Linked DNA regions of Mus musculus: region 2 is linked to region 1. A link is a loop called in an ENCODE intact Hi-C map of the cell type or tissue named here. Cell type or tissue: left cerebral cortex. All regions are shown on one strand. Links, peaks and the distances in the headings refer to the core of each region. The heading gives the core; the rest is flanking DNA. Region 1 holds the start of Zic3 (zinc finger protein of the cerebellum 3). Region 2 has its middle 20 kb from the start of Gm25851.

Region 1 (5,375 bases), core at 76-5,075:
CGTGGTGGGCCGCCACGTTCACGCCCATGTTCATGTTCATGGGGCTATAGTTAGGGAACTGCGCACTGGCCGCGTAGGGGTCCGTGCGCGGGCTAGCCACGGGGCGGTATGGGTCTGCACGGCCAAATAGCTCCCCGCGCAGCCCCAGATGGACCTGGTTGTTGTCCACGTGCCCTGTGGGCGACGGGTGCCCAGCGCCCTGCTCATGAAGCCCAGGAAAGAGCAAGTAGCTAGGAGGCTCAGGAATACCAGCTGGAGCGTGAAGACTGCTCGCCGAGCCAGCGAAAAGCCCGTGCTGCCCGCCCCCGGAGGCTGCCTCGCTGAGCCCAGAACCGCGCTGACGGAACAGAAAGTCGCGCGTGGAGTTGAAAGCGGCGGAGGCAGCGCCGCCGTAGGTGGGCACCTGGCTGGCGTGATGGTGGTGATGGTGGTGGTGATGGTGGCCCAGGGCATTGGCATAACCTGAACCCTGCGGTGTGAACGCTGAGCTCTGGCCCGAAGACAGATCGTGAGCGGTGGCTGGGCTCAGCTTGAAGGCAGCGGCGGCAGCGGCGGCGGCCGCAGCGTGGGTTGAGTCCCCGAAGGGATTCAATCCCATGCCTGCAGGCTCGCGGTTGGGCATCTCGTGGTGGCGCGGAGCACCGAAGCTGCCCACTCCCAACCCAGGGAACTGCGGGCCTCCGTCCAGGAGCATCGTCATAGGTAGGGTGTTCTGGACACAGAAGATCCGGCCGAAGTGAGCAAGGGTGCAGGCGAAGGAGATCCCTGAAGGGCCGTAGTCGGAAAGGGATGGCGGCGGTTGAACACTGCCTGGAGACCCCCTAGGCGCTACCCGGAGCTGCAACTTTCCTAGGCTGCGAGAGTCTCCTGCAGAGGGACGGGAGGGAGGAGGGGAAGAAAAAGGATTGGGGGGAGGGCGATGGGAGAGGAGGAGGGAGGAGAAGGGAGGAGAAAAGACTCTAGGACTAAATCTGCTTAACAAACTAACAGGAGCGCACAAAGAAAAATAAGCAAAATAATAAGTGGAGGGCGGGGTTTGTCAATCCTGTCCCGGACACCCCTCCTCTACTCAAGAGCGCGGAACCACGGGGCCAGAGGCTCCTCGGGTCCCGGCTTTCAGGAGCAACTGCACCAAGAAGCAGAGGCGGAACGTGGCCAGAGGGCAGGCAGCCTGCAGTAAGCAGGCTCGAACCTCACTGCTCGCTTCGCGAGTCCAAGCCTCTTCACCTCCAGAGTAATGTCCTTGGACTGATAAAGTCAATCACTCACTCCTCGCACATAAACCGAGCGGGAGGCTGGGCAGCGCGCACCAATGGGGAGCCAGCTGGCCTGAGATCACCTGACCCCCGGCCCTGTCGCCCATTGGCCACCGACACAATGATTGGCAGCGCGAAGCGGAGAACATGGCAGCCGCTGCCGGGCGACCCCAGCTGATTGGGTAGCTGCGGAGCGCCCGGCAGGTGAGGCAGCCGCTGCTCAGCGTCCCTGAAAGGGATCCGCCGGGTTTGCGAGGCTGTGGGGAACTGGGGCCAGGCTTCCGCAAGCGGCGGGACAGAGCTGAGCCTCTCCCTGGCTTGGCCCTGCTCTAAGCCGGCAGCAAGCACCCCTCGCACGCTCTGTACCCGCCTAGACTAAAGAAACTCTTTGACCCAAGAAGATACTTGTCGTTGCCGTTCCCTTTCGGTCCAGAAGACACTGTGGTACCCACTTGGGACCCTGCTGCCTCACCACCTTGAGAACGTTTTCCTTCCGTAGGTACCGAGAACAAATTCCCGCATGAGTGGGGCAAATCTGTGTTCCTGATCAGCTGTGGCTTTCACCCCACACCCCATTAGATTATAAACCCAGGCCGGTTCAGTTTCTTCCCTGCCTGTGCCCCAAACTAGAGGTAGCTGTCCACTGCCCAAACTAGAAGAAACGATAGCTCATAGAGCCTACTAACGGTAATTCGGAGTCAGACTGTGACCGTGTGGTCTGTGATTAGCGGCTGTACTCACTGCTTCTCAGCAACATCCCCTTGTCCCGTGATAGAACAGACAACAATACAACAGCCATGTACAACACAACCTAAGCAAATAGCAGGAAACACGAATGAAACACAGAAAGCAAGCACACCTCCTGAAAGACGCAGAACATACTAAATAAAGTAAGCAACACAGTATCAACACTAAACAAAGCACAGAGAGCATATAGACACATACCAGAAACAAGCATAGATGCTAAATTAATGTGTAAGAACACAGCCTATGTATACAAAACACAGAGTAAAAACATACTAGACAGTGACTGTGCTTTTCGTGTGGCTGGAGCAACAAGCTTTGAATACTCAACATTCTGAAATGCCGAAGTGTTAAAAGGACAACAGGGAATGGAATTTTCCTCCCCTCTTAACATCCCGGGCTTTGCTCTCTTCTATGCCTATCCAGTGAAGCACCTAGTGACTCAGGGAAGCAGTCAGTCCCTCAAGGAATTGCTTTCCAGGGAACTGTGCTGGAGTGGCCTCTTTACCCACCACTCTTCCCCCTGGTGAGAGGTTTTTTGTTTTTGTTTTTTTTTTTTGTTGTTGTTGTTGTTTTTTGTATTTTTTCCCCCTCTGAACAAAATGACCAGAAGCAGGGTTATAAATCCACCCATGATTTGTGCGGCAAAGCACTAGCAAAGGGTGGAAGAAAGTGAGTGGGAAGAAAAGACTGAGAGGTGGCTGGGATTGTCACATCCCAAGCAGGGCAAAGCCTCTAAAAGTCTATGCCTTGAGGCAGGCTCACAGCCTGGCCGCCATCTCTCTGTAGCAAACAACAACTGATCAAGTTCAGAGGCGCCAGGAGAGACCGCCTCAAGCAGCGCGTTAGAACTGCAGCTTTTCCGGTTCTGCCCTCCTCCTATCTGACTGATCTGGCCAACACCTCACCTTCTAAGATAGTTTGCGGAGAGAAGGTGCTACTGGCACATCTTATAGTAAGTCACCCCTTCACAGCCAATTCACCCCAATCTCACTCCACATTTAGAGCCCACTCCCCAGATTGCAAGGTGAGAGTGCACTGATGACTTTTAAATTATTGCATTTACCGAAAACAAGCTCTTAAAAAAAAAAAAAAGAAACCTCTCTTCTCCCTCTACAGAGTTTCTTTGCGGGTGGAGTGGGGAGTTTTAGAGAAATATACAAATATACTTAAATCATGCAAATGAATTCCGTGGAGTCAGGTTTGCAAAAAAGGTTGGTTTGCTTTTCTTCCTTTTTCCCTTTGTCTTATTTTTCCTTAATTTCCTTCTGAGCATCCCAGTACCTCTCCTCACCCCTACCACCCCAAGACGTCTAGCTGCTTAGTAAAAAGTTTGGATCCTGTCAGCTTGGAGACTCAGGGAAAGCAGCTGTCCCGCTACCGCTGCTGCAAGAGTTTCCCGGCAGTCCCTGCAGATACCCGGATAAGCGAGGGTCTAGAAGGATTGGAAGTCTGAGCAAGCTACCCGGCAATGGCTTGGAGAAGAGGGTTGGTAGTTGGGGACTAGCATTCCTCTTTTTGGGGAGGAGTCTCGAACGCAGGGCAAGGGGATGCTGCCGCCGCTGACCTACCGGGTACCGAGTGTCCGTTTTGATGCGGCCACATTCCGATAATTAATTGCCTCCAGCACGTGCTCTGCAGTCCCTGGAACAAAAAGGCATAATTCAATTAGATCATCAACCGAGAAGTGGGAAGGTGGGAAGGGGGAGGGGTGAGTCCCAGTTAAGGGGCAGACCTGAGGCGGTTCAGCTAGGCCAAAACCCAGGCAGAGGAGCTCTTCCCAAGGCAGCCAGGCCCCTTAGGAGTGCAGTTGTTCAGTGAGGCTCAGGGGTTCCAGATATTTCCCAAAGGATGAGACTGGGGACTCTATGAGCAGCAGGGCACAAGGAGACCATTTCGAATTCTGTTGTGGTTGGTATGGGTGGGAGTTTCCATATTTGGGGAGGGGAAGCCCTGACTCTTAGTCGCGATGGAAAGCAGTATGTCTCCAGTTGTAGCAAGTCACCGCATGAAAAAAATCAAGTTCCCTGCGCCTCACAGAACGCCTCACAGTGTTGTTGGGCAAGAGAAAAGTTAACTTTTCTCAGGACTTGCAGCTTCTCTCTCAAGTTGCTTTTTTGGAAGGAGACTCTGGGAAAGACTTGCGGTGGGGGGTGGACCTAGAGCTTTGGGGAGCTGAGTCCAAGAGCCAGCCGAGTGGCGACTAGAAAGAGCAAAAACTTCCCCCATACAGAAGCTAGGGCCAGAGGTGGAAAGCATTCTTAGTCGTGTCCCCTCCCCTCCCCCTCTCCCAGGTGCAGGAAGGAATCATGGCGTCAGACAGGACCACTCGAACCTGGGTCGTGGTTCTTATTTTCCACTATAACCGAAGCTCCCTCAGCAACTTTGGCTTACTGGGGTTTACATGTGTATTAGGCAGCCTAAATTAACCAATAAATCTCTTTTATGTGTCCCCCAGTTGTATGTGGTCTGGTCTAAATATCCACATGTCTGCATGGATAGGAAATATAATAGGATCCTTTCCCTCACACTGAGTTCAAACAGTAAAGGGAGAAAAGATTATTTTTTATACCCAAATCTAAAGCAATAAATAAAATCAGAGAAGCCTATCATTGCCAAACGAGCAAGGCTTTTGAGTCTGAGTCTTTGTAGAACCTATCTTGGAGGAGGAGGAGAGAGAAAAAGGACCGCTGTGAGGGGCAACAGGGTAGAACTGGCTTCTCCATAGACCCCAGAGCCTCAGTAGGCAGCACTTTGCCCTTCTTCCCTTCCAGTCGCCTCAAAAAAACAAAACATGTGCCGCACATTGTGTTATCATGCAGTGTTTTTTAAAAAATTCTGTAGCGGACACGAAATGATCCTAAGTCAGAGACCTAGCAATTTTCTTTAAGTCCAAGGGAAACACTGCGGTCTTTTCTTCTGTTTTATATTTAGAAAAGACTTGCAATCTAACACTCACAACATTTTAAAGACCCTTTAAACCCAGCAAGCGGATTTCCGTTCTGCCAATGCTTCCTGATTTATTTCAATAAATGAATCTTTGAATCCAGGAAGGGAATTATTCCAAGACGCTGAATTTGGTGCCCCTGATTCTCCCCAATGGAGTACAAAGTATTTCTCGTTGAAACGTGTCCCTGAAACTCACCATTTTTCAAAGGTTTTTTTGTTGTTGTTATTTTTATTTTTCTGGTAAATGACAATTTCTTTACATAAATCTCCACCCTCTCTTCAGAGTCCCAGATCTTTTAAAAAGAAAGAAAAAAAAAAAACAAGAAGAAGAAGAAAGAGAAAAGGGGGTAAACCCGCAAATGGCAATAAAAAAATGAAGGAAGAAGAAAATAAGGGTAAGAATGTGTTTAACTCGCCTTTATTTAT
Region 2 (5,375 bases), core at 173-5,172, 350 kb before region 1:
ATAAGACCTCACATCAGACAAAGGCATATCAGGAGACGGCACAAGGTTGGTTCAACTAGCGAGGTGATTTAGAAAAGGTTGACTCTCCGGGCTTTACAAACCAGGGACAGCACAAAAGAAAATAAGAAAAAACACAGAGGGGACTTGAGCTAATATCTACAGAAAAAGAAATGTCCTTTGCTGATAGATTCATTATTTTTTCTAAACATCCGTGTATGGAAAGCCGTCAATGTGGCACTCTTTGGTCTGGCATATAATCTTCAGTATACAAACGTGTAGTTTTAAATTTTCTTTTAACAAATCAATGAAATGCATAATAGTTCCATGTCTAATAGCATAATGCAATGAGTTAAAAGTATAATAGCTGTGTTCCTGGGTAGCATAACCATAAGTGAGCTACTCAGTCATTTCCAAAGAGTGAAAGAAACGAGTGGTTTTATACCAACCACTTCTACTTCCTATTATAATACAATTTTTCCCGTCACCAGCAGCCTGAAATTATAAAGAGCAAAACATTTAATGAACGTGCTCTCATTAACCGATGCATATCCAGTAACGCTGGGGGAGAGAAAGCCAAGACTCACAGTTTGAATGGTCCTAGAACAACCTTAACAGCAGCTTGTTAACAATCAGACTGAGGGGTATTACACTGTTTCAGCAATTTGGAAGCAATTTATTTTATTTATTCTCACCACCGCACTTTTTGGACCTATAATATATTCCATCCATCAGAAAGCTTTATCTCAGCTGGAAAACATGAATTCTTATTTTGGCTTCTAAAACTCCAATTCTTTCCTTGAGTCTAAGTGCCTTTAGAAATTGAAATGCTCACGGTTGACATTTATTCTTATAGGTAAAATACATACTCACATTCATATTTCAGGAGAGTGTGCATTTAAATTCATACCCAGAAAAAATAAATAAATGTTAAAAATAAATAAAATGAAATTCACACCTTGTCAAGAGTATAATTGAAAATGAAAACTTTCCTCCATTCCTTTGCTTTCAGCTTGCATATTAAGTTTCTTATTTACTGCCTATCATAAATATACTATAGATCCACATCTGTAAAGACCAAATGGCACTGCTACAGGATGCTTTATCTAACATTGGGATTATTCTATCAGAGTAATCCGATTTGTAGTTCTCATTTCTGGCTAAAAGGAATAAAGATGCTTGAGCTTGAATGTATAAGGATGGGGACAAAAACATGGAATAAGTGTCATCGAATGATCTACGTTTGACTAAGTGGATGCATAGCTGATTCCTTTCATTTTTTGATAGTAAAACTGTGACAATACACAGCATAACTGAACACTTAAGTGTTTACTTAGCAAGTAGATGTAACATGGTGTTATAAACTAGACCAAATTGCAGCATATACTTCCACACATCTATCTAATGATTACAGAAATACAAGTTTGGGGTATCTATTCATATCCAATCCAGTGACAGAGGAAGAAATATTAAAGAGTTCCATTCTGTTTGATTACTTTGTAATTATTTTTGCAGAAAATTTTCATAGATACCCCTACATAAAAATGTATCCTGAAAATCACGGCTGGGAGATGAAGAAACATCCCCAAAGATGAGCCCCCTGTTTGTCCCAAAACCAAGTGGTCAGCCCTAAAAACATACTAAAATATATACATATAAGCAATGCTAGATGGGCTCAGCAAGTTATGTGTGTGTTTAACGAGAAAGAGGCAATGAATTTGAGAGGGAACAAGAGGGGAGACCGGAGGACCTTGAGGGAGGAGAGGGAGAAGAGAAACCATTTAAATACAATACTCATATATGAAATTTAAAAGAACTACAGAAGAAAAAATGTGGCCCAAAAAACAAACACAAAAAAAAAACCATTCTGAGTTTTGATAGAAACTGTTCAAGTTATACATGAATAAATATTCATTGTTTTTATTTCAATACATAACCTCTGTCTATATTAGTATCACTAAGATAACTTCCTATAAAACATATATACATGCACTTGAAACCCAGAAGCCAAATTTGGTGTTTTATGGGTGGTAGCCAAAGTTTCAGAATGGCAAGTTACAAAGTAATGTTTATTGAACTACAACAATAATTACGTTGTTGGTCGAAAGATAAATGTATAAATATATTCGTAGAAAGAATAATAGACTAATGACAGATAAATGCATATTTACATATACATATATAGAAAAATGAGAGACAGACGGACACAGAGACAAATTATAAAATACAGTACTGGGGACAAGACATACTAACTGGATTAGATTCAGATTTTCAAAAAGTATCTGTCAAGCAGCAGTGCCTGAGTCTGTGTCTACAAGCTGACCAAACTGTTTTGCCTAAATTCACAAGTGAGTTTAATGAATGAGACACTTGACTCCCTGCCACCTTTGTTTGACCAAAACCACCTGTTAAGGCACTTATGCAAAGCCTTGCTTTCCTGATCTTCCCAAACCCTTTCCCTTTCTACAGCTCTGCTCAGTTGGCTCCTCCAAGCAGCCTTTACTGGTTCAATTGTTTTCTCAATTGTGATCGGAGTTAAGGAATAACCATTTGTTCCCCAGGACACACATTTTCCTGGGATTGAGTGAGTTACAGTAATCGACTGAGCTGATGGATGCCCTGGGCAGAACCACTGGAAAGCCCCTGAGGAGCAGATTAAACTCCTGAGCATCCCAAGAAATCTGCCACAATCTAAAACTCCATGAGCTGCTAGTTTGGCATTCATTCCACCATCTCGTAGCCAACACTCCGCTTCTGAGCTAAAGAACTGAAATTCTCACTCAGCCATAATTTCTCTTGAGACTAGCCAATAAACTGACGTGGATCAAGCCAACCCACAATTCTTTAAGAAGCGGCCGCTCGATGGCAATGTACTGTTCATCTTACTCTGAGCTAAATACCTTTGATATGTGTGACGACAAGGGACATGCAATTGTGCAATTTTTAATTGAGATGCGCTCATTTCCATTTTAATCGTTAATACACTTCTCTATAGGAAACAACACATCCATGGGAAAGAGGAGGGAAAAGCCCAAGAGTACATGCCTAGAAGACTCACTTGCTTTCTTTAAGCATGAGATACCCACCACCTTCCACAAGATGGCAGGCACTTTTCATTTTACTCTTGGTGATCAAGAGGAAATTGTTCCACTTGCAAATGACAACAACCCCAGGTAGCTAGGGTGACATTTGCTTTACATTATGATACACACTAATTAATCATTAGTGATCCCAGAAGTAAGTCTGCTAAAAATCCTTTGCAATGGCTTTTCCCAGCAGGGGCTTTCAATATTGATACTATTACATGCACATATGTTCAGCCAGTATATATTCTAGCCATGGTTTTAAGCTTTTAAGGTATTTTAATTAATATTGCCTCGATTAATATTTACATCTCATTCATAAGGGAAAATAGCAAGGCTAGTAAAAATCAAAACAGGAAGGGAAAACAATAAACAGGGCTTTGCAGAGAGCTGAAGGCAGCTGCCAAACTTTCAGCATGAGGCACCTCTGTCTTCAGGCATCTGACATCTTCAACTTTGTCTCTGGCCTACCTTTCAGTTACTAAGACAAGCATCTGCTTTAAAACAATCAAAAAAGAAAAAGAAAACCCAAGAACAAAATAAAAAATAAAAAACCTGGGCTGGCACTGCCACTGAACAGCATGTATCCTATGACTTAAAAGCACAAAAGGTAAAACAAAAACAAACAAATACACACATACACAAAACCCAGGTATTCATGTATCCCAAATTGGCCTCTATTTTATAGCTGAGGCTAACTTTGCACTCCTTCTTCTGCCTCTACCCTTGCCCAGACAGTGTTTGGATGGCACACATACACTATCATGCCCAGTTGTATGCAATGCTGAAGAAGGAACTCAGAACTTCTTATGTGAGACGTAACTACTCACTCAACAAACTGAACTACCATTCTTTGTCCCCTCAACTGACAAGAAATGCTCATATTGCCCTCGAACATCGACACGATTCCTCTGCGAAAGCTTCGCTGTGCTATGCAAGTGTGATGAGCATCAGCTGTGATCCACCAAGCTGTAGAACATAAGCACTGTCTTATCTCCAACAGGAGCCTTCTGACTCTACACTCCCTCACTCCACTGGACTCACTCCTTGTGGCCTACATTTCTAGCAGTCTATAGACTGAGACTGCTGAATGCCTTTTCCTCTGTAACCAATAACAATCTGTTTCCCTTTATTTCATCTTTTTCTGATACTACTGTGCTAAGTGCAATAAAAATGCCCCATACCTATTATTCCACTCATTCCCGCCTATAAAGATTGTAGTGAACACTCAGACAACTCATCCTACAGAGTGACCCCCACTGTGTAGCCTTACGTTCCAATTTGCAACACTGCTGCAAGACCCTAACTTGCTTTCTGACTTCTCCCTTGAATTTTCAAACTGCCAGTGTATAAAATATAGATGTCTTTAGTTCTGTCCCTTTCACCTCAGTCTTTTGGTTATCTTTGCTCAATCTCCTTTTCTTTTTTATTGTTTTGTCTTAGTTTTATCTTCCAAAGTCTGTCTTAACTAATTGTAGCATCCCAATACAGTTCCTCTTACCTTTTTCTGTATAGTCTTTTTCTTTAAGTCTTTGAGTCTACCCTGATGTGTTTCAAGGTTTTCAGCTATGATGCTTTACTTATGCATTGGGTTTTACTGCCACCCAGTACACATTCTCACATCGTCCTTACTCACCATGATCTAATGTAACCAACAGTGGTCTAAAGAATCTTACTTCTTGCTCATTCGTGAAATAGCCTACATTATATTACTAAACATTCTTCACGCTGCTGGGACTGAAACCTGGGACTTCATACATGTGAAGGCAAGCTCTCTAACACTACCACTGGCCGACATCCACAGTCTTAGAAACTTTCAAAACGGATGCCCTCTTTTTTTTTTTTTCCCCAAATCATCCATTCTCTTTTAAATTCCCTGTAAATGTATGCCATCCCATAAATCAATGTCAAACTTACAGTGTGGTCTTTACCTTTACCATTTTGGCAATGACCTTTAATTTCCACCACTTTGTGGTAAAAACATTTCTGTTCATCACCCTGCCTCTCTACTCTATTTATTTTTATCTTCTACCATGATTAATCACTTCATCAAACTTTGAATGTCAATGTCCCAAAGGCTATGCCCTTAAGTGCCTGTTTCATACTCTGCATTTTCTATTTTATCCTTTTTTTCCTCCTGGGCTATCACAAACAGTCTTATAAATGTAAAACAAATGACTGTTTTTTTTTTTTTGTTTTGCTTTGTTTTTTTAAGGCAGGGTCTCACTATGTATCATTGGCTCTCCAGGAACTCACTATGTAGATCAAGCTGGCCTCAAACTCAGAGAGATTCAT

What was found. Peaks named below come from ENCODE experiments on the same cell type or tissue, not always from the same donor. Only the 100,000 strongest peaks of a DNase experiment are listed, where the experiment ranks them.
Region 2: a loop joins it to region 1, with 2.6 times the contacts of the local background. A loop is called at or near these places in 2 of 42 quality-filtered maps.

Annotation. Positions count from the first base shown.
Region 1 is chrX:58,026,506-58,031,880 of GRCm38, reverse strand. It overlaps Zic3 (zinc finger protein of the cerebellum 3), which reads right to left and starts at 1,253. Exons shown (of 3, transcript NM_009575.2): 1 at 1-1,253. The coding sequence starts at 700. RefSeq lists enhancers at 1,248-1,277, 1,420-1,450 and a cis regulatory region at 1,430-1,438. In left cerebral cortex, for the core only: no CTCF peak of the experiment used is centred there; DNase peaks (open chromatin) are centred at 362, 1,327 and 2,117; H3K4me3 peaks cover 1,698 bases; H3K27ac peaks cover 222 bases.
Region 2 is chrX:58,375,835-58,381,209 of GRCm38, reverse strand. No RefSeq gene overlaps it. Among named protein-coding and RNA genes, the nearest start is that of Gm25851, 20 kb to the right of the region's middle. In left cerebral cortex, for the core only: a CTCF peak has its summit at 3,089 (motif pointing right); a DNase peak (open chromatin) is centred at 3,076.